2 separate regions of the Mus musculus genome follow, and region 1 is linked to region 2. A link is a loop called in an ENCODE intact Hi-C map of the cell type or tissue named here. Cell type or tissue: heart. All regions are shown on one strand. Links, peaks and the distances in the headings refer to the core of each region. The heading gives the core; the rest is flanking DNA.

Evidence for each region. Hi-C counts contacts between places; a loop is a spot of excess contacts. Peaks named below come from ENCODE experiments on the same cell type or tissue, not always from the same donor. Only the 100,000 strongest peaks of a DNase experiment are listed, where the experiment ranks them.
Region 1: it touches region 2 in a loop (2.4-fold over the local background); 1 of 42 quality-filtered maps calls a loop at or near these places.

The regions. Positions count from the first base shown.
Region 1 is chr7:114,242,402-114,258,634 of GRCm38, forward strand. Copb1 (coatomer protein complex, subunit beta 1) reads right to left here and starts at 12,279. Exons shown (of 22, transcript NM_033370.3): 1 at 12,205-12,279; 2 at 11,469-11,618; 3 at 7,645-7,874; 4 at 6,407-6,576; 5 at 4,327-4,441; 6 at 3,023-3,115. The coding sequence starts at 11,559. In heart, for the core only: CTCF peaks have their summits at 9,469 (motif pointing right) and 12,248; DNase peaks (open chromatin) are centred at 11,900 and 12,320; H3K4me3 peaks cover 1,504 bases; H3K27ac peaks cover 1,273 bases.
Region 2 is chr7:114,110,624-114,126,856 of GRCm38, forward strand. Rras2 (related RAS viral (r-ras) oncogene 2) reads right to left here and starts at 7,158. Exons shown (of 6, transcript NM_025846.2): 1 at 6,773-7,158. The coding sequence starts at 6,880. In heart, for the core only: CTCF peaks have their summits at 6,518 and 7,136; DNase peaks (open chromatin) are centred at 6,518 and 7,158; H3K4me3 peaks cover 3,343 bases; H3K27ac peaks cover 2,391 bases.

The DNA of each region.
Region 1 (16,233 bases), core at 5,293-13,292, 130 kb after region 2:
ATATATAATAAAAAATTTGCATTTTATTCTAAAGCCTTATTCATAATCCACTTAATGACTGGGCAGTACACAATTATTTGTTTGAGATATACTGATAAAAAAGAAAACATAATAAAGGTATTAAAGAAAAAAAGGGTTTAAGAAGACCTAAATTGCTGGGCAGTGGTGGCGCATGCCTTTAATCCCAGCACTTGGGAGGCAGAGGCAGGCAGATCTCTGAGTTCGAGGCCAGCCTGGTCTACAAAGTGAGCTCCAGGACAACCAGGGCTACACAGAGAAACCCTGTCTCGAAAAAACAAAAAACAAAACAAACAACAACAACAAAAAAAGAAGGCCTAAATTAAGATATTTAGTAATATCTCTATTATTAAAACATTATTATTGGGGTTAGTGAGATGACTAAGTAGATTAAGACACTTGACACTAAACCTGATAATCTGAGTTCTATCTATCCCTGGGACCCACACAGTGGAAGGAGAGAAGTGACCCTCAAAAGTTCTGAAGCATGCCACCAGCTCACAATAAATATATAAAATATCAAGTTAAAATATTATCTTAGAAATTGGGGAATATTCCAGAATAAGACTATTTACTTTTGTCTTAAATTGCTGATTTTACATATCATAATTACCATTCATTTTAAGAAATGTTCGTTCTTCTCTCATGTTACATCCTGACTGTACTTTCCCTCCCTCCCTCCCCTCCCCATACTCTCTCTCCCCCAGATCCACCCTCCTCCACCTCCCCTTAGAAAACAGCATGCCTTCCACGGACATCAAACAAGCATGGTATAACAAGCTGCAGTAAGACCCAGCACATACATCAAATAAAGGCTGGACAACAAAACCCAGTAGGAGAGAAAGGGTCCCAGAAAGAGGCAACAGTCAGAAATAGGCCCCACTCCTACTATTCAGAGTCTCCCCACAACACCAAGCTACCCAGCCATAGCATATATACAAAGGACCTAGGTCAGACCCCTACAGGCTCCCTGATCTCTGCCAGTCCCCATGAGTCACAGTCAGTTGATTCTGTGTTCTTGTACTGTCCCTGACCCCTCTGATTCCACCTCCCAGAGCTCCCTCTAATAGTCTGGCTGTGGGACCCAGCATCTGCTCCCATCAGTTGCTAGATAAAGTCTCTCTGATGATGATTATGGTAGGGTTACAGAACACTCTGCAAGCAGGACACACTGTAGGTCAAAGGTTTTGTGGTTGGAGTGGAAGCCCAATCTATCCATTTGAGGCTTTTCTTGGTTATAGAACCAAGATGGCTGGTTCAGGCTCTCTGTCCACCATTACTAGGAGTTTTTGCTAGTTAATCTGATAAGATTCCATGTTGCACTAGGTTCCTACCTTTCCTACCTGAAATGTCACCCAAATCCAGTAGTTTCCTCTCAGTATTTTTACCCCACCTCCCACCTGATCCATCCTGTTCTCAACCCCACCTGCCCCTAGTACATCAGAGAAATCTATTCTATTTCCCCTTCCCAAAGAGATCCCTGCAACCTCCCTAAAGTCCTCCTTGTTACTTAGCCTCTCTCTTGGTTTATGGATTGTAGCATGGTTAACCTTTACTTTACAGTTAATATCCACTTATAAGTTAGTACACACCATGCTCATGTTTTTGGGTCTGGGTAACCTCACTCAGGATGATTTTTTTTTTCTAGTTTCATACATTTGCTTGGAAATTTCATGATATAATTGTTTCTTTTCCTTTTTTTTTTTTAAGAAAAAAAGATTTATTTATTTTATTTATATGAGTACACTGTAGCTGTCTTCAGACACACCAGATATTGGATCCCATTATAGATGGTTGTGAGCCACCATGTGGCTGCTGGGATTTGAACTCAGGACCTTTGGAAGAACAGTCAGTACTCCTAACCATTGAACCATTTCTCTAGCCCAATGTAATGGTTTCTAACAGTTGAGTAGTAGTCCACTGAATTAATGTTCTTTTTGTTTTTTATCCATTCTTTAGTTAAGGGACATGTAGGTTGTTTCCAGTTTCTAGCTATTATGAAAAAGGCTGATATGAACATAGTCGGGTAAGTGCCCTTGTGGTAGAATGGAGTGATCTTTAGGTGTATGCCCAGGAGTGTGATATAGCTGGGTCTCGAGGTAGAACAATTTCCAATTTTCTGAGAAACTGCCATACTGATTTCCAAAGTGGCTGTACAAGTTTACAGTCCCACTAGCAGTGGATGACTGTTCCTTGCTCCACATCCTCCCAGCATAAGCTTTTATTTTTGATCTTAGTCATTTTGACAGGTGTAAGAATCTTGTAGTTGCTTTGATTTGCATTTCCCTAATGGCTACAGATGTTGAACATTTCTTTAAGGACTTCTCGGCCATTTGAGATTCCTCTGCTGAGAATTCTGTTTAGATTTGTATCCCCATCCCCTTTTAATTGGATTATTTGGTTTGTTTATGTCTATTCGAGGTCTTTATATATTTTGGATATTAGTCCTCTGTCAGATATGGAATTGGTGAAGTTTCTGATATTCCTTTGCCTTATAGAAACTTTTCAGTTTCATGAGGTCCCATTTATTAATTACTGATCTTAGTGCCTGAACTATTGGTGTTCTGTTTAGGAAGTAGTCTCTTTGCCAACGCATTTAAGGCTATTCTCCACTTTCTCTTCTATCAGGATCTGTATATGAGGTTTTGTGTTGAGGTCTTTGATACACATGGACTTGAGTTTTGTGCAGGGTGAAAGATATGGATGGATCTATTTGCAGACATCCTGTTAGACCAGCACCATTTGTTGAAGATGCTTCCTTTTTTCATTGTATATTTCTGGTTTCTTTATCAAAAATCAGGTATCCATAGGTATGTGGGTTTATGTACTGGGTCTTTGATTCACTGATCAACATGTCTGTTTTTATGCCAAAACCGCTTGGTATTTATTACTACAGCTCTGTAATACAGCTTGAAATTAGGGATGGTGATACCTTCAGAAGTTCTTTTATTGTATAGGATTGGTTTAGCTATCCTGATTTTTTTGTATAAATTATCATTCTTACCTTATAAATTAGTTCAACAATAACCAACTGTAGAATGTCTCCAAATGTCTGAACTTGATCAATACATGTACTTAAATAATCCAAAGCTCGATCCTAAAAAAAAAAAAAAAGAGTATATTTATATTCATTTGGTGTAATGAATTAATACGACACACACACACACACACACACTTTTCCCCAGATATAAAACTAATGAAGAAACTGAGGCAAAAAAGAATTAACTGAGGGAAAAAAGTGAAAGAAATGGGGCTGGAGAGATGGCTCAGCAGTTAAGAGCACGGACTGTTCTTCAGAGGCTCTGAGTTCAATTCCCAGCAACCACATGGGCTCATGACCATCCGTAATGGGATCTGACACCTTCTTCTGGTGTATCTAAAGACAGCTACAGTGTACTTACATATAATAATAAATAAATATTAAAACAAACAAACAAAAAAGTGAAAGAAATTAAGGAAGAAGCTAAACAAATATATGTCAGGAAATCAGAACACTTCCTAGAATTGGGCATGTATGTGTGATCTGAGTCTTTTTAAACTGGTAAGCCAAGGGAAAAAGTCCTAAGTCCTAAATGATTCAGAATATTCATGTAATTGAAATAAAGCAGCTGTTGAAGCATGTTCTTTCTAATCAGGTGTGATGGCCTATGCCTGTAGCCCCAGCACCAGAGACGCAGAGGCACAAGGATCACTGCAAATCTGAGGCCAACCTGATCTACATAGCAAGTTTTAAGCCAGCAGAGCTACAAAGGGAGATTCTTTCTCAAAACTCCAAATGAATAGAGTATAGCTGTGTTTCTATTACTGAGACCTGTGAATAGAGTATAGCTGTGTTTCTATTACTGAGACCTGGAAGAAAAATCTCCCAGGCACTCTCATGATCAGGCAATGTACACAGAGAACCATGACCTTAATATCTCTTCCGTAAGAACATCAATACTTTGTTTTTCAAGACAGGGTTTCTCTGTGTAGCCCTGGCTAACTAGACATTACTCTATTGACCTCAAACCGTAGGTTCGCCAAATCAACCTACTAATTAAAAACATGCTGTCTGCTGAGGTGAGGCTTCATGGCACACACCTTTTACCCTAGCACGTGGGAAGTGGAGGTAAGTAGATTTCTGTGAGCTCAATGCCAGCCTGCTCTACAGAGTGAGTTCTAGGACAGCCAGAGCTACATAGTGAAATCCTGTCCCAAAATAAAACAAAACAAAAAACCAAAACAAAATAAACAATACAGAAAACATGCCGAGGACTTAGTTTTCATTTTTGTTTAACTATAGTAAGGAAGTATTTTTAGGTACTTTACCTGATCTGCGTGAATTAGCATCATAAATGCATTTCTTTTGCAGCTTGCATCCTTCTCATTCACAAGAAAATCATGTATCAGTTCAGGAGCATCAGGTATAAGATGTTCAAAATTTCTTTAGACAAAATAGGTAACATTCATATTAAGTAAATGCCCACTTTCCTATTTCAGTTACTTTCCAGACATTACCAACATTAAAACTTAAACTCTAGAATGCAATACTTTCGTTTTTTTTTTTTTTTAATTCTATATCTATTAGAAGCAGGAGAAGAAACTATAGGTTAAAACTTCATCTATTAAGTTAACATAGTGTCAGTTTTACAATATTACAACCTTTCTTAAGAAGTATTGAGGGAACAGTCTGTTTTCATAATCTGTGCAACGTATTTACTAACAACATTATTTTAAAAACTATATAGTGCCTATGGTAACATTCAAGAATTCAATACATTATCAACAAAATATTACTTCTGTCAACATTATAGCATAACATTAAAATAAATAAAATTGTGTTTCAGCCAAGTAACATATTAAAGAACAAAGATGCTTATAAAAATATTTCAGGGGCTGAAGATATATATATATATATATATATATATATATATATATATATAAATAAAAGCTGGTAAAGTACTTGCAGACCTAAGTTCTAGAACTTAGGTTATAAAAGGGGAGTGGAGGGGACAAAGAGATGGCTCAGCAGTTAAGAGCACTGGATGCTCTTTCAGAGGTCCTGAGTGCAATTCCCAGTAACTACATAGTGGCTCACAACCATCTGTAATGGGATCTGTTCCATTTTCCTGGTATTCATGAAGACAGAGCACTCATATATAAGATATATAAATAAATCTTAATAATAATAAAAAAGCCAAGCTGGGTACCATGGTACATGCCTTTAATTCTATTACTTGGGAGGCAGAGGCATGTGGATCTCTGTGTGTTCGATGCCAGCCTGGTGTAATCCCAGTGCTGAGAAGGTGAAGACAAGATACCTGGGGCTCTCTGGTCAGCCAGCCTGAATACTTGGTGAGTTCCTCAACAATGAGAGTCCTCACATCAAAGTTAAAGGTTGATGGTGCCTGAGGAACAATATCTAATGTTCTCTGGCCTGAGCACACACACACACACACACACACACTCATATAAACATGTACATGCACACACAGACACAAAATAATATATATCCTAGTTAAAGTGGCAGTGCTAGGACTCCAACCTGAATCCATGCTCACACACTCTAGGCAAGGACTCTGCTACTGAGCTTTATCTACCACTGCCCCATAATCTACTTCTAAATGGACTGACAGCCATGATTTAGCAATTTAGTAATCTAGCCTCCTCTGAACTTCACAATTGTTTTAAATTTCCACATCTCCAGCTTTATTACTTTACTCTAATGACTGTCCCAAAGCCTTGTTCCTGCTAAACAAATACCCACTGAGCCACATCCCCAACCCTTTTCTACTTAGAGACTCATTAAGTTGCTCAGACTGGCCTCAAACCCATCATCCTCCTGACTTAGGTTTCCCTAGAAGCTGAACTTAGACGACACACCACTGGCCCAGCAAATTATCAACTGCTGTTAAGAATCAGTTAAGAATCACAGCTCTTTTCACTAAAAGCATACTTCTTTATAGCCTGTAAGACAAGACCCACACTGTTCAAAATGAGAATTTTAAACAAGGTAAAAAATTGTAATGCCTTTAGCAAGTGAATAAATGAACTGAGTGAACTGCAGCAATACAATTAGGAATAATGGTTATGGTCTTAAACTAGAAAGCATACAATAATCTTAAGTGGCACTGTGCCATTCAAGCTGACTGTTGTCATGCGGAAACTAGGGCTCACTGATGCCAGATCGTTTTTGACTTCTCCATGGTAACAATGTAATGACAGTAAGAGAAAAAATACTGTATTGATTAGTAAAACATATCTACAAGTGCATACATTCTGTAACCAACCACACTGGAACCTCTACTCTAAAGCACTGAAAACAGAAGTAAAGCAAAGGAGGATCCTCCCTTACCTGTAGATGGTATAGATCCTCCCTTACCTGTAGATGGTATAGATCCTCCCTTACCTGTAGATGGTATAGATGGCCAAAACAGCATTTCTCCTAACATAGCTGTGACGATGTTCCAAGCACGCACGGATAGCAGGCATTAAAGGTTCCAGCAATTCTGCTTCCTTCAATTTGCAAAGGAAACGAAGAGTAGATCCACGAATAAACTCATTGGGGTGCTGGAGATCCTGATATAAAAATTACAGCAAGAAATGTTGAGTTTCAACTTTAAAAAACCTTACATTTACTTATTCGTGTATGCATGTGTGTGTACACTCACACACACCGTGGAGGTCAAAGGACAACTTGCAGGAATCAGTGGATCCTGGGAGTCAAACTCTCTTTACCTGCTGAGCCATCTCACAGACTTAAGTTTCAACGTTTTATAAAAATCAAATTTTAAATGTAAAATTTCTAATTTGAAAAAAGTTAAAGTTAGATTTAGGAAAAAGACCTAGATTACTGATTTCCTTCTGATTCCTCTTGATTAAAACAATTTTTACTCATTTCACTACTATCTTTTAATAACATAAAATACACAGAAAATGTTGGAAAAGGCAACAAAATAATTTTTTTAAAGATTTACTTATTAATTTTTATGTATATGAGTACACTGTAGCTGTACAGTTAGTTGGTTGTGAGCCATCATGTGGTTGCTGGGGATTGAATTGAGGACCTCTGCTCGCCCTGGTTGGCCCCACTCACTCTGGCCCAAAGATTTATTTATTATTATATATAAGTACACTGTAGCTGTCTTCAGACACATCAGAAGAGGGTGTCAGATCTCATTGCTGATGGTTGTAAGCTACCATGTGGTTGCTGGGATTTGAACTCAGGGTCTTCGGAAAAGCAGTCTGTGTTCTTAACCACTGAGCCATCTCTCTAGCCCCAAAATAATTTTTTAAACAATAAATTTTACAAGCATGTCCAATCTTTTAATATTATGGTAAGATGTTGTCATCTACGAAGTTTACTCTGAGACTTATGCAATAGTTACAAAGAAAAACAAAACCAAATAAAAATCCGCCCCCAAATCCACCAAAAAGTATTTGATAATATATTAGGTTTTTATGTTGGGCAGCATTAACAGCTAGGCCCAGCTTCAGGCAGTCTAAGCTTTTGAGTTTACAACTTCAATAATAAGTATTGTAATTTTTTTCATTTCATCAAACATTTAATTTTGAAAACTAATAGTATCTATTACAGCAATTTTATAATTACAAATCAACAAAGCCAATAGTTATGGTTTGGTTTACCTTTCTGTATGCATCACACACAAGAATCATTTCATGTAAGAGCCTTCCATCTGGAGTTGTTTTAGGAACAATCTCCCAGAAGACCAGGAGCAACTTTTTGATGGTGTGATCCTGAAGAGGCAGCACGAAGCGAATGATTGTCATCAGGAGTCCGGGAAGCTTTTCCCCATTCAGAATCATAATGATCACTTTCTTCAAAGCTTCAGTCTTTGACTTCACATCGCCTTTCTCTGATTCAATAATTAAAAAACAAAACAAAACAAAACAAAACAAAAACAAACACAATTATTTCAAAACTAAGTTCCTCAGATAGTTTAAAATAAAACAAACTAAATTTACTATCAGCTGTGGTAACAAGGTTACAAATCCAAACAACATGTCTGTGACTCTATTTTGTCTCTGAATCTCAGATACCTTATATATGATCTGATAGTACTGGATTAGACTTCTGGTCTCTAACCAACTGAGTTAACGTAGAGCTCCTGAACCTAGAGCTATACCACAGGGAAGCAGACACTGAGTACCTTCTAGCTTAGCACATGAGAAGTTAGAACAGGTCAATCCTCAGCTCAAGGCCAGCTCTAGGCAGGGCTACACAGTACGCCCTGGCCTCAACCCCATCCTGTAAAATCACACAGCACACCGCTTTCCTTCTTAGTGCTGTGTACTGAATTCAGAGCCTCCTGAGTACTTGGCAAGTACTATATAGTTAACATGTCCATAGCCCCTAGCACTTCACCAGGACAGGGGCCTAAGCTGCCCAGACTAGTTTTAAAAATGTGACCCACTGTTTCAGCCCTCTGAACAGTTGGAATTCCAAGTACATAATGGCCCTTATATACTTTAAAGGAGCAGAGCATGAGTTTTCAAACTTCAAACATATATGTTTCTTTTGCAAAAATGTTTTCAAGATGAAAATATAAACATGTAGGGGATGTTCATGTTTACTTTTGTATTAACTTCATTTGTTTGCTTATACTGACTTATTACCTACAGAAAATTGCCAGATATATTTAAGTATCATACATTAAACTATGCAAGAAATTATAGTGTTTTGAAGAACAAGTAATTAAATGATTTTATTTCTTTAGCTTTATTAGGCTGGGCTATTATCCTATTTCTATAAACCAATTCTACAAGTCTAAAGGGAAAAAAAATTCCTTTTTCTTAAGATAAAAGGTCTACTAAAGACATTCTCAAAAATTCTAGAGGGGAGGCTGGAGATCAATGGCTTACAGGTTAAGGTACGTAAAAAAAAGTCCCGAGCTCTGTCCCTAACCCCCACATCGGGCAGCACACAACCACCAAGAACTCCAGTTCCAGGGGATTAGACATACCTTCTTCTTACCGAGAGGACCTGCACTAATGTACACATATTCACATACAAGCATACATAACTTATAAAAAATATTTAGCAAAACTCTAGAAAAATTAAGCACTTTTAACTATAAGCAAATGTGAAATATAAATGAGTCTCTTTTGATTTCTCAATTTTCACTACAACTATCAACATTTACTTGGATTCAAGCTGTCTTTTTAAAATTTAACTACCTTGTGTTTATATGTGTAAGTAAGCATGGGCACATATGTTACAGCATGGACACGGAGGTCAACTTTCAGGCTAAGTTTCTCTCCATCATGAGTTCCAGAGACCTAACTCAGGTTGTCATGCTTGGGTGGTAAAGGTTTCCACTTTCTGACTCATCTTCCTGGCCTAATCCCAGCTCCTTCTTTCTTTAAAATTATTTTATATTTTGTGTGTATTGGTGTCTCTCCCAGAATGTGTGTCTGTGGATCATATGCATGTAGTGCTCTTGGGAGACCAGAAGAGGGCATCATATCCACTGGAACCACAATTACAGTTTGTAAGCAATCACGTGGGTGCTAGGGACTAAACCCTGGTCCTCTGGAAGACAAGCTTGTGCTCTTAACTGCTATCCAGCCGCTAATCCTAGCTTCTTACACCGAGAGTCACTCATTTTGGGGTACCACAACTGAACATAGAATTTGGCATCAGCAAAAAGTTTCTAAGCACATACACACACACACACACACACACACACACACACACACACACCACACAATTCAAAATCCAGTATTTCTGGTAACATCTGCCTGTGTTGCACTGTATGACTTTGATGCAGTCTTGGTTTTGAGCACATGACATGTTTACATTACATTATATTATAACACATAACACCAAATAATGTTTGAAGCACCTCAGCTCAGATCTCAAACTGTATGGTATGAGCTGCAATGCTTTTACTATACTTACAAGGTTTTTTGTTTTCCTATGGTCATCAAATTAGTCTGTGATTGAATTGTACTATCATAATGTATGATTAAAAATGTATTCTTTGTATGGGGCGGGGCATAGTGGAGCACATCTTTAATCCCAGCACTTAGGAGGCTGGTAGATCTCTGAGTTCAAGGCCAGTCTGGTTTACAAGGTGAGTTCCAGGAGAGCCAGTGCTGTTACACAGAGAAACCCTGACTCAAAAAATAAGACAAATAAAAAAAAAATGTTGTCTGGAGAGATGGCTCAGTAAGTAAAGTGCTGGCCACATAAGCACTGAGGATCTGAGTTCAATTTCTACACCCATGTAAAAGTCAGGCATAGCACACGCCTATAACCTTAGTGCGTTAAGGGGAGGCGGAAACAAGAGGATCGCTAGGACTTGCTGGCCGGCTAGTCTAGTTAAGTCAGCAAGCTTCAGGGTCAGTGAGAGATCCCTTGTCTAAAAAGCATGTGAAGGGAGCCACTGAGCATGCTCAGCAGGTAAAAGGCACTTGTTGCCACGCTTGACCACCTGAGTTCAATGCCTAAAACCCACATGGTAGGAGAGAGCTGACACCTACACTGGTGCTATGCATGTTTGTCTCCCCACTTCCCACTAATAAATAGTAAAGAATAAGACTGAGAACTGGAAACGGCTCAGTGGCTAACAGCACATAATGCGCTTGCAGAGAACCCACATCGAGTGGCTCCCAGTTCCAGGAGGAGCCTACACAGCTGGCCTTCCTGAGCATTACACACACGGGCACCTCCCCATATACACAATTAAAAATAAATCTTATAAAAATCCAAAGTCTAAAAAAAAACAAGTAAGGTGGAGTATGATTGAGGGAGGCACCTAAGGTTTACCCCTGGCCTCACATATAAATTCACTTTATACATACATGACTAGCACATTTTTGTGCACATACACACATAATAAATAAGAAACTTCCTCAGGTGAAAGGAGGTTGAGAGTAGAAACATTTTATGAAGTATTAACTTACATCATCAGAGAAGTTGAAAGTAAAAGGTGAATAGTGGCCTGCACCTGTAACCCTTGGAGGCTGAACTAAGACCTGACATAAGTTGGAGGCTGCCCTGGCCTATTAGTGAGTTCCAGGCTGACCTAGGGAAAGAGTAAGGCTTTATTTAAGAAGGAAAAAGGAAAACAAAAAGAAAAAAAAAGGACCGTGGCTCACAGAGCCTAGGAGAGTAAGAAGGAAGGAAGGCTGGGAGAGGCGGATTGGTCAATGGCTGCTGAGTACAAGATAAAAAAGTTCAGGTATGACACTGTATACTACAATTAATAACTATATACTGTATATATATTTTTAAAATCTCAAAAAAATAAAAAAATCTCTATGAAAGAATGTGAAATGTTTTCACTATGAAGAAAAGATGAATGTTTGAGATAATTATATTTGACAGGATTTAAATATCAGACCATATAGATATGTATTAAAAAACACCATATTAATTTGTCCATCTTTTACGTTTTTAATCTATCAATTAAAATAATTCCTATTTGAGTTAAGAAACTATTTACCCAGGTCATTTTTTAAGCTGATTTCCGAAGGGGGTTCTGAATCCATTGGCACGTTAATTAACGTATAGCACACGTTCTCGGCTGCCGTCATGGTTTCTGTTTATAATCAACCCAATACAAGATGAAAAGGACGAAAGGTGCCAGGAAAATCTACAAAAATGAATACAAACATCATTAGAAAAAAAAAAAAAAAAGGGAGACAAATTCCGCAAATCAGTCGTGATCTTCTAAACTGCCTGAAGTTCTTCGCGTGTGACTTCGGACGACCTGTAGAGCTCTCCCCACCTTCTCCTTCCGTGAACTCTAGTGACAATCACTCAGTCCCCGTACCCGTCCACTCCCCGACCCAGGGTGTGCAAAGCTGTGGAGTCGAGGTCCACACCACAGTGACAACCCGGAGCACCACGTCACGGGGCCGTGATTGCCAACCTAACACAGTCGGATCTGCTCCAGGAGGGCGGCCCGCGAGCGAAGACGCTGCAGAACCTTGGGACTCCTCGGCTGTGGCGGGTCCCCCGTGGGAATCCCGGCCGCCCCTCACCGGCCTCTGTCTATGCAGGGTCAGGCCTCAGGCGGCGCAGACCCCTGTCCCACCGCCCAGGGGACCGCGGCCCAGCTCCCCGCCCCCACCGCCCGTCGCCGCGGCCTAGTCAAGCGCCCGGCATCTCCCCATCCGGTGGCTCGCTGACCCCGCGCGACCGCCGCAACCCCGCGGCTCGGGGGCCCAGGTCGCTACCTGGCTCCGAGGGGCGGAGGCCGGGAGGGAACCGTGGGACCGCCGACTACCGGTCCGGACAGCCGCTGCCGCGACGGCTCCACCAAGTCCTTGGCTGACGTGGAAGGGGGCGGGGAGACCAGCAAGGATGCAGCTACAGAGCCTGTACGGAGACCCAGAAAGGACAAGCCTCTTCCGCCCTGAGCTGCGCCCTGGAAGTGTGTTGTCTTCTTCCTCTCTCAGAGTTGGTTTCTGCAGCAGTGTAAACAAGTATTTTAGTTTTCCCAGCGAGTTGGGAGCTGACTTAAGCGCTGTGGTCAGTTAGCAGTTCCTTAGGAATTGTCTTCCCAGGAACTAAACTGTACAAAAGAGAAACAGAAAAGTCCTGCAGACTTTCTTCTTCCTTTCACTTATAAACTGGAAACAACCAATTCTTAGGCAGATGATTTCAGAGACCTTAATAAGATGACTAGGTTATATGAAAATACACTTGAGGGCTTAACACCTCTGGTGACCTGAATCTGACTTTATTCAGTTAACTGGAGTTATTGGAGTATCAGAAGTTGTCTGACAACTATCATTTCTACTCTTTATTTAAGAATGGTCTCGGCCAGTCAGTGGTGGCACATGCCTTTAATCCCAGCACTTAGGAGGCAGAGGCAGGCAGATTTCTGAGATGGAGGCCAGCCTGGTCTACGAGTGAGTTCCAAGACAGCCAGGGCTAAAACCAGAAAACAAAATAACAACAGAAGAACAAACAAAAAAAAGAATGGCCTCTTGCTATTCTTTCAAAGCATCCAATACATTAAAAAATTTAAGTATGATTGCCAGACTGGTCTTGAAAGGTGATCTTCAGTTTCTGAGGAGTTGGGATTACAACATGGATACACATACTGTGTATACAAAACCTGCTAACCTCACTTGCAGGATACAGAATACAAACTGTTTTCTCATTTACCTGGAATGCAGCTATTCTAACAATTCTCTTTTCTGGAAACATTGGGTTTAAAAAACAAATCCCCACCACTCAAAATATACCAGAGGCTACATATTTCCAGCACAGAGAACAGCTACCTCTCGGAATTTTGATTTTAGTCTTACTGCCCAGGCTGGCCAACTCCCAATCTACTCCTCTCCTGCCTTAGCCTCCCAAGTGCTGGGATTACAAACAAGCGCTATCATTTCTACTCTTTATTTAAGAATGGTCTCGGCCGGGCTGGTGAGATGGCTCAGTGGGTAAGAGCACCCGACTGCTCTTCCAAAGGTCCAGAGTTCAAATCCCAGCAACCACATGGTGGCTCACAACCATCCGTAATGAGATCTGACTCCCTCTTCTGGAGTGTGTGAAGACAGCTACAGTGTATTTACATAAAATAATAAATAAATCTTTAAAAAAAAAAAAAAAGAATGGTCTCGGCCAGTCAGCGGTGGTACAACATGCCTTTAATCCCAGCACTTAGGAGGGAGAGGCAGGCAGATTTCTGAGATGGAGGCCAGCCTGGTCTACAGAGTGAGTTCCAGGACAGCCAGGGCTAAAACCAGAAAACAAAATAACAACAAAAGAACAAACAAAAAAAAAAGAATGGCCTCTTGCTATTCTTTCAAAGCATCCAATACATTAAAAAATTACAAACAAGCGCTATCACGTCTGGCTTATGCTTAAAAGATGTTTTTAATCTAGGTAATTGTAAGACAACATGATTCTAACAGCCCTCTACTCTTCACCCAGTTCCTCTGTCTCGGGAAGTCTTGCAGGAAACTGACATGTCTCCTCACTGAGACTTCACCAGTTTATAGAATCTCACTTATGTACTTGCTTCTAAACAATATGTTTAGTTCAGTATGATGATCAACAGTCAGATAAAGAACTGTTCCACCAGAGATCGCTCCTACTGCCCACCAGCTGTCACAGCCAGGTGCCCACTTTAACCCGGGCAACTATCTATCCATCCTGACATTTAAATGGAATCATACAACAGAATTGTTGAGATTAGCTTTCTTTATTCAGCACAATTCTCTGAGAATGAGATGCATTCAAGCATGTTTCTTTTGTGTACTCAGCTTTTTTCACATGGAATCATCACAAACGCAGTTACTAGTTCTCCAAGATCACTTGACTTACTGAGAGGTGATAGAAAGAAATTACACCAAACAAGGTGTAGAGATTAGGTTTAGCAACAAGGAAGCTCAGCAGTTTAGGGCCACAGTGTTGTGGTCCTTACGTTAAACTTCCAGGTTCTTCATGACTGAGTCACTTACAGCTAGCATTTTAGGCCTGCACCTGAACATGCCACTGGCAACATGAATGGTTTTGCACTTTAAAGCATGGAGCTTAACTGATATCAAATTCTTCTGTTGCTTTGCCAATTCTTATAATTTTTAATAAGACTTTTTACACTTTTTAACTATATTATTTCAAATACTTTCCAAATCACAAATTACTTAAATGTAAAAAACTCTGTATATCAAGGATTATAAAAGTGTACAAGCTGAGGACTAAAGAGACTTGCTCCAATGGCTTAATGGTCAAACACTAAGAGCTTAGAGCATGAGTTCTGACGTCTAGTTTTCTTTTTCATTGTGCCAGCTCATAGATTTACATGTGAAGATGCTTAGATTCCAGATGATATCTTTGTTACAGGACTCGGGGAATCTTACTGTTCAGTTGTCCAGCAGACTAAATGGAGTAACTGAGTACAACAGACTAAACAGAAAGAGGATCACATCCAACTCTGTAAAGTCCTTTAAGCGAAAAACTTTTGTATGAGGTCCACATACTTGAACATATTAGTAGGTGGCCAGACCTTGGGCACTCTGCTCCATCGTCCTGACTTACTCGCTTGAGAAGGGGTCTCACTGAAACTGGACTTAGACCAGCAGCCGGTCAGCAGCAGCAAACCTTTATCCTGTAGCGCTAGAGTTCCTGGTTTAATTGCACAGTGATTGCCTTTTTTCTTCCTCCTGACTTTTGAGACAAGGTTTCTTTGTGTCAGTCAGCCTGGCTGGCCTCACACTAGAGACCCACTTGCCTCTCTCTGCCTTCCAAGTGCTGGGATTGAGGACGTGCGCCCCTACAAACAGGGTTAGCAAGGGGCTCTTACTGAAGTCATTTTTTTCCTAGTTCCAAAGTGGATTGAAATTTTAAAATCAGTGTCTTAAGACTAAAACCACATACATACTGGGTGAGAAAAAAAAAAAAAAAAACCAACAACCAACCCTACTAAAACTGTCCTTAGAACCAAGTTCACTCATTTTTTAATCCTTTGAGTTCTAGCTTGTACTTAGGAAACAGATAAAAAAGCACACAATTTTTATCTTTTAACAACAAAGAGAGAAAGGCATAGAAGAAGAGGTACAGGATACAAGTTATTAACTTTAGCCTCCCTCCCTACACAACACACTGTAAGTCCAGCAAATTAGGAAGTTTTAGTGTTTTGCATGTGTTTGATGCAACTCCACACACAGCCACATGGTACTGTCGCCTGTTCTAAGCTTTATAGACAGTGTTCTGAGGTTATTTCCAGTACATACTGACATCACAAATACTAATGATCAGAGACTGTTAATAAAGCAAACAGGGTTTTGCCTTTCATTCATTTTTCCCTTCAAGAAGTTATAAAAGGGTCTTAGCAATTGAGACTTTTTGAAAAATATTTTAAAGATCGTGAATTTTGAGCTTATAATGTGTCACAAATTCTTTTAACTATAGTATTTCTACAAAAGGGCTTCTTTTTTTAAAATATACTTTTTATTAGGTATTTATTTCATTTATATTTCCAATGCTATCCCAAAAGTCCTCCACACCCTCCCCCACCCACTCCTCCACCCACCAACACCCACTTCTTGGCCCTGGCGTTCCCCTCTACTGAGGCATATAAAGTTTGCACGACCAATGGGCCTCTCTTTCCACTGATGGCCGACTAGGCTATCTTTTGATACATATGCAGCTAGAGACACAAGCTCCAGGGGGTACTGGTTAGTTCATATTGTTATTCCACCTATAGGGATGCAGATCCCCCCAGCTCCTTGGGTACTTTCTCTAGCTCCTCC
Region 2 (16,233 bases), core at 3,082-11,081:
CCAATGCCTATGAGAGAAAGAAAAGGAGGGAGGGAGGAAAGGGAGGGGGGCAGAAGCTGAAGGAGACAGGGAGGGGTAGGGAGGGGCAGAGCCTAGCAACCAGAGTTCAATGTTTGCTTCAAGTCCCTCTCTAACCTGAGGATACAGTCCAAACACTGGGTTCAAAAGTTACCTGAAGCATTTCCCCTGGTCTTTTCAATGTTTGTTGCTATGCTGACCAATTAGTTCATTTGTTTATCTGTAGCCCATCGTCTTTGTTTCTTGGGACAAGATCTCACATAGCCCACACTGGCCGTAGACAGCAGACCGTCCTAGCTCTACTTCCCAAGTGCTGGGATCACAGGTGTACACTGCCCACGCCTGGCTGTACCCCTCAAGATGCCCCTTTTCCTTCATTGCTTGACTGCCTTACTTACTCTTTGCTACTTACATACCGAGTGGATAAAACATTAACATGATTCCAAAAAGGGTCCCTGTCCCTGTTCCCACCACCACTTCCAGTTCATCCCTCCTCCCTCATCAGTCTCTCAAGCATCCCTGTGTTGTTTTGGTTTTGTCCCCACGAGCAAATACAAATTTATTTTCTGCGTTTTTCCTTCATTTATATAACAGGAGGGTTTTTTCTTAATGTGTATGTAATGTACATATATGCATGGAGGTGCACAAGAGTGTGGAAGTGTGCATAACCCACGTGTGGAGGCCAGAGGCTGAAGGTGAGTAATCGCTTAATCCTTAATCGCTCTCCTCCTTATACTTTGGGGCAGGGTCTTTTCCTTCGACCCAGAGCTCAGGGATTCATCTACTCTAGCCAGGCAGCTTGCTCCTGAGGGCTCAGATGCCCAGAATCCACCAACATGTTTGTCCACACACGTGCATGACAAACGCTTTACCTACCGAGCTGTTGTCCCGTCAGCCCGCAGGAGTTACTTCTGAACTTTTTTTGAATTTTTTATGTGTATCAGTATCTTCCTGTATATACATCTGTGCACCATTACATACACGGTGCTTGGAAAGGCCAGGAAGGCAGTCAGACTTCCTGGAACTGGAGTTACAGACAGTTATGAGCCACCACATGGGTCCCAGGACTTAAATCTAGGTCTATGAAAGAGCAGCCAATGCTCTTAACCACTGAGTGATCCCAGCCCCATGTCATAAGGGGAAGGTTGGGGGGGGGGGCTCACAGGGAATCATGATCTCCTTATGTAGTAGCCCTAGCTGACCTAGAACTCACTATACAGACCAGACTAACCTCAAACTCACAGAGATCTAACTGCCTATGCCTCTGCCTCTCAAGTGCTAGGATTAACAGTGTGTTCTACCACGCTGCCTCTTAATCTATGTTGAGGAAACACCCCACAGTTCACTGGGACCGCTCTCAATCATTCTTGTAGCTGTGTTTCCCTGGGGAACACATCACTGTTTAGTCCATTGTTCCTCTGTGTAGGTGGTTTCCAATTCGTGCAATTGACTGCACCTATCATAGCCTTGTACATGTGCCATTCCCATGATGCTCAAAATGTACCTTCAAATTTCTACAGGATTGTTGAGCCTATAGGTAAACATATAGGTAATCAAGTAAGTAGGTATCAATTGTCCTCTAACCACCAAATACAGTGCACTCACTAAGAAGACACTGCCATGCTGGTGCACACTGGAGGGGAATGCAGCACAAGTTCAAAGTCCTCCTCAGACAGACAGCAAGTCTGAGACCAGCCCAGGCTGTAAGAGCCTATCTCAAAATAGTTAATTACATAAAGTTTAAAATCTTAAAAGTTGGCTGGGTGTAATGGTACACATCTTTAATCCCAGCACTTGGGAGGCAGGCTGATCTCTGAGAGTTCAAAGCCAGCCTGGTCTAGATAGTGAGTTCCAGGATAGCCAGGGCTACACAGAGACCTTATCTTTAAAGGAAAAAAAAAATCAAATTAGCACACACAGGTTAAGAGGACAATGATCAAGGGTTGGTTCTCTCCTTCCATTATGTGGGTTCCAGAGATAGGCAGGCCTTTCCTCACTGAGCCATCTCACCTGCTCTTCGGTGTCTAACTTCTAACTACAGTGTCTCCAAGATGCAGCAAGAGAACAGCATTGATGTTAAAGGCCCAGCCTTGGAACGTGGATCAAGTAATTACTGACACAAAAACAGGACTCCAAATCTATCTAGGATAGGACATGGAAAATGCCTTCCTCAAAAGGCAACATCTAGGAAGAAACAATTTTTGAGGCAGCTGTCCTAGCTAACAAGATCTTAAGATGAATGTTCAAGAATAAGAAACAAGCTGGGCAGTGGTGATGTACGCCTTTAATCCCAGCATTTGGGAGGCAGAGACAGGCGGATCTCTGAGTTTGAGGCCAGCCTGGTCTACAGAGTAAGTGCCAGGATAGCCAGGGCTTCACAGAGAAACCCTGTCTCAAAGGAAAACAAACAAACAAACAAGAAAAACAAGACTAAGAAACACAAGCTGAGCACAAGCCTGTAATCAAAACACTCATGGGGCTGAGGCAAGACAACCTCAAGTTCCATCCAAGCTAGCCTGGGCTACAACCTGAGACCACCAAACCCCTAAACAGCTCAAAAATCTGACCAACAGATTAAGTAAAAAGTTAGGATTCTAAAAGAACAGCAACGGGGTAACATATGTCTTTAAATCCATGGGAACACAGACAGCCTCTTCTCAGAGCTGCCAAAGAACCATTAACCCCCAAAACTTAATGATTACAATTTTTGTGTTGTTGTCCATGTCTTGGTTTTCTGTAACTGAGAACTGAACCCAGGGCCTGGAAAATGCTAGACACATATTGCTAAAACTATGTGGACAGGAGAGCAGAGAGAGTAACTTTTGTGCCATCCAACTATTGGAACAACGGACCTCAAAGAATTAAAGCTTCCTCCAAAAATCTCACGCTGGAGGAAGAGAAAGGCTGAAGCCTGGTGTCAGCCAGAAGAGCGGCATGAATCCAAGATGAGACTTCACACAATTCTGACAACTGACCAGATCACCTTAAAGGACAGATTAGAACTGAAGTTAGGATGGGCAGGACCACATCTTGACCCAGTCTGTTTAGTTATGCATGCCTCTTTCCTTCCATTTAAACCCAAACGTCATGGCAGTACCCCAAAGATGACACAGGGATCACCAGTCCCCTTGATTTGTTCCTCTTCCCACTGCCATCTTCAATAAATGTACTTTCTCTGCTTTTCACCATTACATGTCTCTTTAATTGGTGTGTCAGGGACAACTGGCAGAGCCTGGCTTGTCTGGGGTGACAGAGGCCAGGCTTTGACCCTAAATGCACCGGTAACAGAACTACCACTAAGCTATGCCATCATTTCTTAAAAATCAATCCCAAATTAATAACGTTTTCCCAACTCTAATGAAATCAATACTCACCGTCTAAGTACCTCCTGGTGTAGGTGGAAAGGGCGAAGCCTGAAAATAATGGACTACATTATGGATTGAGGAAAAACTACAAATTTTGTTTTGGAAGAACATCAAGATACCAAATCGCCACAAATAAGGTGGTCACTGACTTACCCAGCCTTGGCTGTGCTGCCTGGTTTGATTTGCCGGCATTTTATTTACTCCAAAAACCCTAAGCCCTCTGTTACTCTCCCTTTACAGATGGGAAATTGAGACCTAGAAAACCTAAGAAACTAGACCAAAGATACCAGCGAGTCAGAACACAGAAGAACTGTAGAATTACAAAGAGCCAGAGATCTGTTCAATGAAACTCAGTGTTTCACAGGAAACAACTCAAAGCCCTAAAGGAAAAAATGGGAGAGGCAGAAACCTCCAGTTATCTAGTCTGGAAGAAGCTGAGACTCCCAACTCTCTGCCTCCCACTCTATGTCAAAATCATGTCCTAACCAGAGGCTACTCACCACTTAGGTATTCTATTCACAAATAGAATGTACAATGGTTTTTTAAAAATAAAAAAAGTATGAGCAGCCAAGCTAGATACATACCGGTAATCCTAGCTAACTGAGATGCTGAAGGCTAGCCTGGGCTACAGAACTTAAGACTATTCTTAGAACCTTAGCAAGATTCAATCTAAAAAAACAAATAAAATTAAGTGTTAAAAGGATATGCCGAGGTTAAACCACTGCCAAAGTCCTGGGTTTGACCCCTAACACCGGGTGAGGTGGTGGAGAACGGTCAGGGTTGGGAGGGGGAACAAAAACTGAAATGCCATCTAAATACACACCCCCCTTTTATGGGGAGGGGGCACTGTGAGTGTGGTATGTATGTTTCCGAGTCGGTGCGGGTGTGTTTATAAGTGTGTGCTGATGTAGATGATAGACTGCAGCTTTAGTTACTTAATCTAAGAGTGGCAGAGTAATGGAGGTAGCCTTTGTAGACCTACACCTTGTCCCAAGCCCTTGATGTGAATCCATTTGATTTCTACAGCTGTATAATTTTATTACCCCAGCTTACAGATGACTGAAAGCCGGAGCACAGGCAGGTTCAGTAACTTACCCAACATCAAACTCAGGGGAATGGCTGGGTCTCCACACAGGTGCTGTGTTGTGCCTCCTTCCTCCTCACCAAGTCAACCTCAGAGCCTATGTTCCTGTTTCACCAGCCCCAAAAGCCCCAAGTCACATATGCCTCTCCCACTCCCAGCTCCCCACACATCGGCCTCCTCTTTCTAATCTGGCCTGTGGCTCCCCAGATCCATCACATTTCCACTCACACAACCCCTGATAAGACACAGTGCTCTTTTTCTGGCACTAGGGCTCGAAGGCAGAGCTTTCCACACACTGGACAAACCACTCTACGCTGAGCTACATCCCCAGCCCCACAGTGCATCTTTGAAGCCTTCCAACACTGACTTCTTCAAATCCCCTTGCATCTAAAGGTCTCATCTCTCACACTTACTAAAGTGACTATTATCAACACAGTACACATTGCATGTTCAACACAACTCGAAGATCTTTCTCATAATGCAAAAGTTATAAAGGACATGTACTGAGAGCTATTTAACTAGTAAGAAAGTTGAGGCACAGAAAAGCTACTTGGGTGTTTTCATAGCCAATAAACCAAAGGCACATATTCAAGTCTGTAGAATTCAAAGGTCCTTATCTGCATACATCATGGCCATGCATGTCTTTACTTGACCTCATTTTTGAGCCTCTAGATACCAGACTACTCACAAAGTCGTCAACAAATGAATTCGAGAAGGTCCTGAGGAAGACAGTAATCACCTGGAGTGTAAGGGTTTTTTAAACTATTTCGCAAATACCCTAACTTGTGGAAACAATCATATTCAGATAGTCCTTCCCTCAAAAACTTAAATGCTTCTGACTTAAATCTAAGTAATGTTATCCACCGGTTCTGGGACCCAGGACCATCCTCTGCCTTCTTGGTTCCCTCCAAAACCAGCCACCAGGGAGACTTAGCTGTGACTTGTTTTGCTGTCAGCCACTTAAGTCTCTTTTGGTCCCAGGCAAATAACAACTGCCAAAAAGCCAGACTGAAGACTGGTAAACATAAACCAACGCCCCCCACCATTGCAGCCGCTGCCGCTGCCACCGCCACTGAGCATACTGTCAACGCTCATGACATAAGCATCCTCTCTGAATACAAAAGTTGAGCAGCACTTTTTTAATTCCATGAATTACTACAGGAGCAGCTACTGTTCATTCACGCGATGTGAAAATTATCATTTAGGTTATGGAACTGTGCGTCTTAATAACACTATAAACACCACAGTTACATCGAAATAAAATAAGCTATTTAACTCTATCAATTCAACAAATGGGTGAAACAAAACAAACACACACACACACAAAAACATTTTGCTACCCGTCCTCTTTAATACAGTAAAAATACCTTTGTTACTTAGCAGGGTACCTGCGCTCTCTTCCCAACATATGCCACGCCTTTCAGGGTGACAAAAGCAAGGAGATCTGCATTTGCTTTTAAAAATCAAAAAGAAGAGAAAGGAAAATCACTCGGGCGTCTTAACCTAGAATAAAATCTAAAGACAAATTTCACCTTCCTTTTCTTTGCCACAACCCGACTTTCCTCCTCCAGCAAACAGAAAATAGGGGGGGGGGGGGAGAAGGGTGCAACACACAACTCATACTCGTCCCCTCCTAGCGGGGCTCACCCCAAACTTCACCTAAGCGCGAAGCAGGCAGGCACCGGGAATTCCAAGGAAATGGTCTCGCCCCTATCAAAGCACATTTTTAACTTCCTCGAAGCCATTATTTCCCTAGGGCACGATCAAACACTCCCACCCGGACGTACCACCAAACAGACTACTTGTAAGAGAAGCTCAAACACACACAAAGAGAAAACACTATTGGGAGCCGGCGGCGCGAAGCCGCCGCCAAGTAGCCCGGGCCAGCGCTGCCACCGAGGCAGGCGCGGGGTCCCCACTCCGGCCCTCAGGGCAGGAAGCCCGGCACCGCGGCGCGGCTGCAACCCGCGGGCTCCCGCCCTGACCGCAGTGATAAGGTGGAACTGCGCTTCCCACCCGGCCAGCTCCGCCCTCCGGGCCACATTCCTGAGAAGCCCGACTCCCCGGACGCCGCGCCGGGCGCCTGGCGGGCAGTAGCGCGGCGCCGTGGCCGCAGGGCAGGAGCGCAGCGCCGACTCCTCACTGTTCCTGCCCTCGCAGCCGCGCGCCCTGGCCCCGCGCAAACCGCACCCGCGCGCACCGCACGCGCCGGAGCCCCGCACCCGCGCGCCCCGGGCGGGGTCGCCGCGGCCACAGGTAGCGCCACCCCGCCGCCGCCGCCACCCCGCAGGCCGTCTCCAGGCACCTGGATGAACTGGATGGTGAGCGCCGACTTGCCCACGCCGCCACCGCCGACCACCACGAGCCGGTACTTCTCCTGGCCGGAGCCGTCGCGCCAGCCGGCCGCGGCCATCGGGACGCCCCGAGCCCAGCCCGGCCGCCGCGCGCCCTAGGCCCGGCTCCGGGGACGAGTGCGGCCGGCTGGGTTACAGGCGGTAGAGCGCGCGGGGTCCGTGAGTGGCCTGGAGGGCCGCGGAGCGCTATCCCTCGGACCGGCTGGGAGTTGCCCGAGACGCTGGAGAGCCGGGAAGGCTCCAGGGCAGAGGACGCAGCGGCCAGGGAGCGCGCTCTTCTTCGCGGATCTGCAGCGCAGCCGAACGCAGCCTTCGGCACCGCTACAAATGGCCGTCTGGGGGCCGGGCCGCTGGGCTGGGGTACTACATATGCATGAGGGGGCGGGGCTAGGCCGCGCCCGCCCAGGCGGAGACTCTGGAGCGCCCTAGGCAGCAGACCCTGCAGACCTGCCCTCAGAGCACCGGGAGGAGAAGGAAGAAACCGGGAAGATGGACGGCGGTGACAGTGATTGCATAAATCAGGGATCGTGTTCATGAAAGAAACAGCCTGTGATGGCGTGGATGAAAAATAGAACTGTTGTCATATTCACTCAACTCCATACCCTGTTTTCGGAATGCAGATGGTGACTGTATTTGTTTAAAAAAAAAAAAAGTATAAGGCAGCGATTGAAGAAAATGAGACCTGTAGCGGTACCTGAACATATGATAGTCTAGTGACAGTGAGAGAGTGGGTAGTGATTGAGCTTGCACGGGGCCACAGTGCATGTGGACAGATCTGGGGCGTAACATCTTTGTTCCTATGTCTATGTGTGAAAAAATGTGTGATAATTGTGTATGAGGGTCGTGAGAAATTTGCAGGTTGGTGACATGTTTTTTAGGAGGAGCGTGTTCCTTGCTAGCACAGCTTCTACGAACATGATCAGGCCCTTGCCCTTAGAGTCCAGAGGAGGAGGCAGCCGGGACAATAGGCACCTTGTGAGACATAATTGTAAGAACAACAGCTGCTCAGCACTGAGGTCCAAGGTGCACTTACCCCAGAGCTGGCTAGTCAGAGAAGGTTTTCCCAAAGACCCGAGGAATAATCTTGTAAACAGATGAGTGAATGGGAGAAAAGTATTCCAGGGAAAGAAAACCAAGCTGAGCCGTGTGTGGTAACCCACGCCTTTAGTTCCAGTATTCTGGAAGCTCAAAGAGTTCAAGGCCAGCCTGACCTACATAGTGAGTTCCAGGCCAGGGCTGGAAGAGTGAGACCTAGTCTGAAAAGATAGGAAGAATGAAAGAGAGAAAAGAAAACCATGATATGCAGAAGCCAGAGATGGCAAAAGGACACATTCTGTTGTGTGGTTTTGAACGTTCTCGGGGGAGTTTACAAGCTTGCAGATATAAATAGAAACTCACTGTGTGTGACTTGGATGTGGTAGGGATATCTCTATAGAGGCCACGTAAGATGGAGGCTGTGGTCTTCTCAGAGGGTACACTGGTTCAAATCCTGCCTGCTTTGCTAATGGCATAGCGATGGGAACTTAAGCTCTGTGCCTCAGCTTCCAAATAAGCTCTCAAATAAGGGCCCGAGCCAGTGGATGGCGCACCCGCAAGCCTACCGACCTGATCTTTGGGACCCACAGGCAGGGAGAAAAGCAACCCCCAACACTTGTTCTCTGCCCTCCACAGTTCCTTCACTGCCGAGCAGACATCCCACCCAAACACATATATACACAAAGAAACGCAGTGCTTAATACAGTGTGGGCTAAGCATGGTGGTTTTACAATATGCCCTCCAGTTCTTGAACACTTCGTGCCCTGAATGAAGCCAGTAGAATACAGTAGGGGAGATACAGAATGGCTTCCGAGGCCACAGCGTAAAAGACCACACAGTTTTTAACTCTCTCCTGGGAGTCAAGTGAAAATTGATTACCATGAGATGGCTGTGTATACATACCAAACAAAAGTGCCCCTGAATCCAGAAGGGAACCAGCCAGAGAGAAGGAGGAGGGTCCTGGGAGGGCAGTATAGGGGAGGGGCAAATTTGAATGAAGCGTCATAGTGCATGTGTATGGAAATGCCATAATGAAGCTTACCTATTACTTTGTATCCATCTTGTAAATTTAATTTAAAAACACAGAAATGGCTGGAGAGTTGGCTTAGGGGTTAAGAGCACTGGCTGTTCTTCCAAAGGTCATGAGTTCAATTCCCAGCAACCACATGGTAGCTCACAACCATCTGTAATGGGATCTAATGCCCTCTTCTGGTGTGTCTGAAGACAGTGACAGTGTACTCATATACACATAAAATAAATAAATAAATAAATCTTAAAAAAAAAACACTGAAAAATATGAAGTATGGTGGTACATGCCTTTAATCCCAGCATTCAGGAAGCAGAGGTGGGTAGGTGAGTCTCTGTGAATTTAAGGCCGGCCTGCTCCACATCTTGAGTTCTAGGACAGCTAGGTCTGCATAGTGAGACCCTGTCACAAAAAATAAAAAGAGGTAGGGGTCAGAGATCAGAGGTTAAGAACAGTTGCTGCGATCTTGGTCCGAGACCCGCCGAACTTAGGAAATTAGTCTGAACAGGTGAGAGGGTGCGCCAGAGAACCTGACAGCTTCTGGAACAGGCAGAAGCACAGAGGCGCTGAGGCAGCACCCTGTGTGGGCCGGGGACAGCCGGCCACCTTCCGGACCGGAGGACAGGTGCCCACCCGGCTGGGGAGGCGGCCTAAGCCACAGCAGCAGCGGTCGCCATCTTGGTCCCGGGACTCCAAGGAACTTAGGAATTTAGTCTGCTTAAGTGAGAGTCTGTACCACCTGGGAACTGCCAAAGCAACACAGTGTCTGAGAAAGGTCCTGTTTTGGGCCTTCTTCTTCGGCCAGGAGGAGGTCCAAATACAAGATATCTGCGCACCTTCCCTGTAAGAGAGCTTGCCAGCAGAGAGTGCTCTGAGCACTGAAACTCAGAGGAGAGAATCTGTCTCCCAGGTCTGCTGATAGACGGTAACAGAATCACCAGAAGAACAATCTCTAAACAGAGTCAACTATAACTACTAACTCCAGAGATTACCAGATGGCGAAAGGTAAACGGAGGAATCTTACTAACAGGAACCAAGACCACTCACCATCACCAGAACCCAGCACACCCACTTCGCCCAGTCCAGGGAACCCCAACACACCTGAGAACCTAGACCTAGATTTAAAAGCATATCTCATGATGATGGTAGAGGACATCAAGAAGGACTTTAATAAATCACTTAAAGAAATACAGGAGAACACTGCTAAAGAGTTACAAGTCCTTAAAGAAAAACAGGAAAACACAATCAAACAGGTAGAAGTCCTTACAGAAAAAGAGGAAAAAACATACAAACAGGTGATGGAAATGAACAAAACCATACTAGACCTAAAAAGGGAAGTAGACACAATAAAGAAAACTCAAAGCGAGGCAACACTAGAGATAGAAACCCTAGGAAAGAAATCTGGAACCATAGATTTGAGCATCAGCAACAGAATACAAGAGATGGAAGAGAGAATCTCAGGTGCAGAAGATTCCATAGAGAACATCGGCACAACAATCAAAGAAAATGGAAAATGCAAAAAGATCCTAACTCAAAATATCCAGGAAATCCAGGACACAATAAGAAGACCAAACGTACGGATAATAGGAGTGGATGAGAATGAAGATTTTCAACTCAAAGGTCCAGCAAACATCTTCAACAAAATTATTGAAGAAAACTTCCCAAATCTAAAGAATGAGATGCATATGAACATACAAGAAGCCTACAGAACTCCAAATAGACTGGACCAGAAAAGAAATTCCCCCCGACACATAATAATCAGAACATCAAATGCACTAAATAAAGATAGAATACTAAAAGCAGTAAGGGAAAAAGGTCAAGTAACATATAAAGGCAAGCCTATCAGAATTACACCAGATTTTTCACCAGAGACTATGAAAGCCAGAAGAACCTGGACAGATGTTATACAGACACTAAGAGAACACAAACTGCAGCCCAGGCTACTATACCCAGCCAAACTCTCAATTATCATAGAGGGAGAAACCAAAGTATTCCACGACAAAACCAAATTCACGCATTATCTCTCCACGAATCCAGCCCTTCAAAGGATAATAACAGAAAAAAACCAATACAAGAACGGGAACAACGCCCTAGAAAAAACAAGAAGGTAATCCCTCAACAAACCTAAAAGAAGACAGCCACAAGAACAGAATGCCACCTTTAACAACTAAAATAACAGGAAGCAACAATTACTTTTCCTTAATATCTCTTAACATCAATGGTCTCAACTCGCCAATAAAAAGACATAGACTAACAAACTGGCTACACAAACAAGACCCAACATTTTGCTGCTTACAGGAAACTCATCTCAGAGAAAAAGATAGACACTACCTCAGAATGAAAGGCTGGAAAACAATTTTCCAAGCAAATGGTATGAAGAAACAAGCAGGAGTAGCCATCCTAATATCTGATAAGATTGACTTCCAACCCAAAGTCATCAAAAAAGACAAGGAGGGACACTTCATTCTCATCAAAGGTAAAATCCTCCAAGAGGAACTCTCAATTCTGAATATCTATGCTCCAAATACAAGAGCAGCCACATTCACTAAAGAAACTTTAGTAAAGCTCAAAGCACACATTGCGCCTCACACAATAATAGTGGGAGACTTCAACACACCACTTTCACCAATGGACAGATCATGGAAACAGAAACTAAACAGGGACACACTGAAACTAACAGAAGTGATGAAACAAATGGATCTGACAGATATCTACAGAACATTTTATCCTAAAACAAAAGGATATACCTTCTTCTCAGCACCTCATGGTACCTTCTCCAAAATTGACCACATAATAGGTCACAAATCAGGCCTCAACAGATTCAAAAATATTGAAATTGTCCCATGTATCCTATCAGATCACCATGCACTAAGGCTGATCTTCAATAACAAAATAAATAACAGAAAGCCAACATTCACATGGAAACTGAACAACACTCTTCTCAATGATACCTTGGTCAAGGAAGGAATAAAGAAAGAAATTAAAGACTTTTTAGAGTTTAATGAAAATGAAGCCACAACGTACCCAAACCTTTGGGACACAATGAAAGCATTTCTAAGAGGGAAACTCATAGCTATGAGTGCCTTCAAGAAAAAACGGGAGAGAGCACATACAAGCAGCTTGACAACACATCTAAAAGCTCTAGAAAAAAAGGAAGCAAATTCACCCAAGAGGAGTAGACGGCAGGAAATAATCAAACTCAGGGGTGAAATCAACCAAGTGGAAACAAGAAGAACTATTCAAAGAATTAACCAAACGAGGAGTTGGTTCTTTGAGAAAATCAACAAGATAGATAAACCCTTAGCTAGACTCACTAAAGGGCACAGGGACAAAATCCTAATTAACAAAATCAGAAATGAAAAGGGAGACATAACAACAGATCCTGAAGAAATCCAAAACACCATCAGATCCTTCTACAAAAGGCTATACTCAACAAAACTGGAAAACCTGGACGAAATGGACAAATTTCTGGATAGATACCAGGTACCAAAGTTGAATCAGGATCAAGTTGACCTTCTAAACAGTCCCATATCCCCTAAAGAAATAGAAGCAGTTATTAATAGTCTCCCAGCCAAAAAAAGCCCAGGACCAGACGGGTTTAGTGCAGAGTTCTATCAGACCTTCAAAGAAGATCTAACTCCAGTTCTGCACAAACTTTTTCACAAGATAGAAGTAGAAGGTATTCTACCCAACTCATTTTATGAAGCCACTATTACTCTGATACCTAAACCACAGAAAGATCCAACAAAGATAGAGAACTTCAGACCAATTTCTCTTATGAACATCGATGCAAAAATTCTTAATAAAATTCTCGCTAACCGAATCCAAGAACACATTAAAGCAATCATCCATCCTGACCAAGTAGGTTTTATTCCAGGGATGCAGGGATGGTTTAATATACGAAAATCCATCAATGTAATCCATTATATAAACAAACTCAAAGACAAAAACCACATGATCATCTCGTTAGATGCAGAAAAAGCATTTGACAAGATCCAACACCCATTCATGATAAAAGTTCTGGAGAGATCAGGAATTCAAGGCCAATACCTAAACATGATAAAAGCAATCTACAGCAAACCAGTAGCCAACATCAAAGTAAATGGAGAGAAGCTGGAAGCAATCCCACTAAAATCAGGGACTAGACAAGGCTGCCCACTTTCTCCCTACCTTTTCAACATAGTACTTGAAGTATTAGCCAGAGCAATTCGACAACAAAAGGAGATCAAGGGGATACAAATTGGAAAAGAGGAAGTCAAAATATCACTTTTTGCAGATGATATGATAGTATATATAAGTGACCCTAAAAATTCCAACGGAGAACTCCTAAACCTGATAAACAGCTTCGGTGAAGTAGCTGGATATAAAATTAACTCAAACAAGTCAATGGCCTTTCTCTACACAAAGAATAAACAGGCTGAGAAAGAAATTAGGGAAACAACACCCTTCTCAATAGCCACAAATAATATAAAATATCTCGGCGTGACTCTAACGAAGGAAGTGAAAGATCTGTATGATAAAAACTTCAAGTCCCTGAAGAAAGAAATTAAAGAAGATCTCAGAAGATGGAAAGATCTCCCATGCTCATGGATTGGCAGGACCAACATTGTAAAAATGGCTATCTTGCCAAAAGCAATCTACAGATTCAATGCAATCCCCATTAAAATTCCAACTCAATTCTTCAACGAATTAGAAGGAGCAATTTGCAAATTCATCTGGAATAACAAAAAACCGAGGATAGCAAAAACTCTTCTCAAGGATAAAAGAACCTCTGGTGGAATCACCATGCCTGACCTAAAGCTTTACTACAGAGCAATTGTGATAAAAACTGCATGGTACTGGTATAGAGACAGACAAGTGGACCAATGGAATAGAATTGAAGACCCAGAAATGAACCCACACACCTATGGTCACTTGATCTTCGACAAGGGAGCCAAAACCATCCAGTGGAAGAAAGACAGCATTTTCAACAATTGGTGCTGGCACAACTGGTTGTTATCATGTAGAAGAATGCGAATCGATCCATACTTATCTCCTTGTACTAAGGTCAAATCTAAGTGGATCAAGGAACTTCACATAAAACCAGAGACACTGAAACTTATAGAGGAGAAAGTGGGGAAAAGCCTTGAAGATATGGGCACAGGGGAAAAATTCCTGAACAGAACAGCAATGGCTTGTGCTGTAAGATCGAGAATTGACAAATGGGACCTAATGAAACTCCAAAGTTTCTGCAAGGCAAAAGACACTGTCTATAAGACAAAAAGACCACCAACAGACTGGGAAAGGATCTTTACCTATCCTAAATCAGATAGGGGACTAATATCCAACATATATAAAGAACTCAAGAAGGTGGACCTCAGAAAATCAAATAACCCCCTTAAAAAATGGGGCTCAGAACTGAACAAAGAATTCTCACCTGAGGAATACCGAATGGCAGAGAAGCACCTGAAAAAATGTTCAACATCCTTAATCATCAGGGAAATGCAAATCAAAACAACCCTGAGATTCCACCTCACACCAGTGAGAATGGCTAAGATCAAAAATTCAGGTGACAGCAGATGCTGGCGAGGATGTGGAGAAAGAGGAACACTCCTCCATTGTTGGTGGGATTGCAGGCTTGTACAACCACTCTGGAAATCAGTCTGGCGGTTCCTCAGAAAATTGGACATAGTACTACCGGAGGATCCAGCAATACCTCTCCTGGGCATATATCCAGAAGAAGCCCCAACTGGTAAGAAGGACACATGCTCCACTATGTTCATAGCAGCCTTATTTATAATAGCCAGAAACTGGAAAGAACCCAGATGCCCCTCAACAGAGGAATGGATACAGAAAATGTGGTACATCTACACAATGGAGTACTACTCAGCTATTAAAAAGAATGAATTTATGAAATTCCTAGCCAAATGGATGGACCTGGAGAGCATCATCCTGAGTGAGGTAACACAATCACAAAGGAACTCACACAATATGTACTCACTGATAAGTGGATACTAGCCCAAAACCTAGGATACCCACGATATAAGATACAATTTCCTAAACACATGAAACTCAAGAAAAATGAAGACTGAAGTGTGGACACTATGCCCCTCCTTAGAAGTGGGAACAAAACACCCATGGAAGGAGTTACAGAAACAAAGTATGGAGCTGAGATGAAAGGATGGACCATGTAGAGACTGCCATATCCAGGGATCCACCCCATAATCAGCTTCCAAATGCTGACACCATTGCATACACTAGCAAGATTTTACTGAAAGGACCCAGATGTAGCTGTCTCTTGTGAGACTATGCCGGGGCCTAGCAAACACAGAAGTGGATGCTCACAGTCAGCTAATGGATGGATCACAGGGCTCCCAATGGAGGAGCTAGAGAAAGTACCCAAGGAGCTAAAGGGATCTTCAACCCTATAGGTGGAACAACATTATGAACTAACCAGTACCCCTGAGCTCTTGACTCTAGCTGCATATGTATCAAAAGATGGCCTAGTCGGCCATCACTGGAAAGAGAGGCCCATTGGACACGCAGACTTTGTGTGCCCCGGTACAGGGGAACACCAGGGCCAAAGGGGGGGAGTGGGTGGGTAGGGGAGTGGGGGTGGGTGGGTAAGGGGGACTTTTGGTATAGCATTGGAAATGTAAATGAGCTAAATACCTAATTAAAAAAAAATGCAAAAAAAAAAAAAAAAAAAAAAAAAAAAAGAACAGTTGCTGCTCTTGCAGAGGACCCAAGTTTGATTCCCAGAACCCACATCACTGCCTGTGATTCCAGTCCCAAGGGATCCTATGTCCTATGCCCTCTTCCAGACTCCACAGGCACCTGCACACATATGGCATGTGCATAGACAAAAATAGTTTTAAAACACAAAAACAAGCCAGGCGGTTGTGGCACATGCCTTTATTCCCAGCACTTGGGAGGCAGCAGCAGGTGGATTTCTGAGTTCAAGGCCAGCCTGGTCTACCAAGTGAGTTCCAGGACAGCCAGGACTACACAGAGAAACCTTGTCTCAAAAAACCAAAAACAAAAATCAAAAAACAAGCCGGGCGTGGTGGCGCACGCCTTTAATCCCAGCACTTGGGAGGCAGAGGCAGTCGGATTTCTGAGTTCGAGGCCAGCCTGGTCTACAGAGTGAGTTCCAGGACAGCCAGGGCTACACAGAGAAACCCTGTCTCGAAAAACAAAAACAAAAAAAAAAAATCAAAAACAAAAACAAAAAACCACACACACACAAACAGTCACGCAGTAAAGTATACAGGGCACCCTTAGCCCCACTGACCATCACCAGTGCTATCTAAAGTCATCTCCGTGACACATCTAGGACAACCACCCTAGTGTAGGCTTCAGAAGAACACA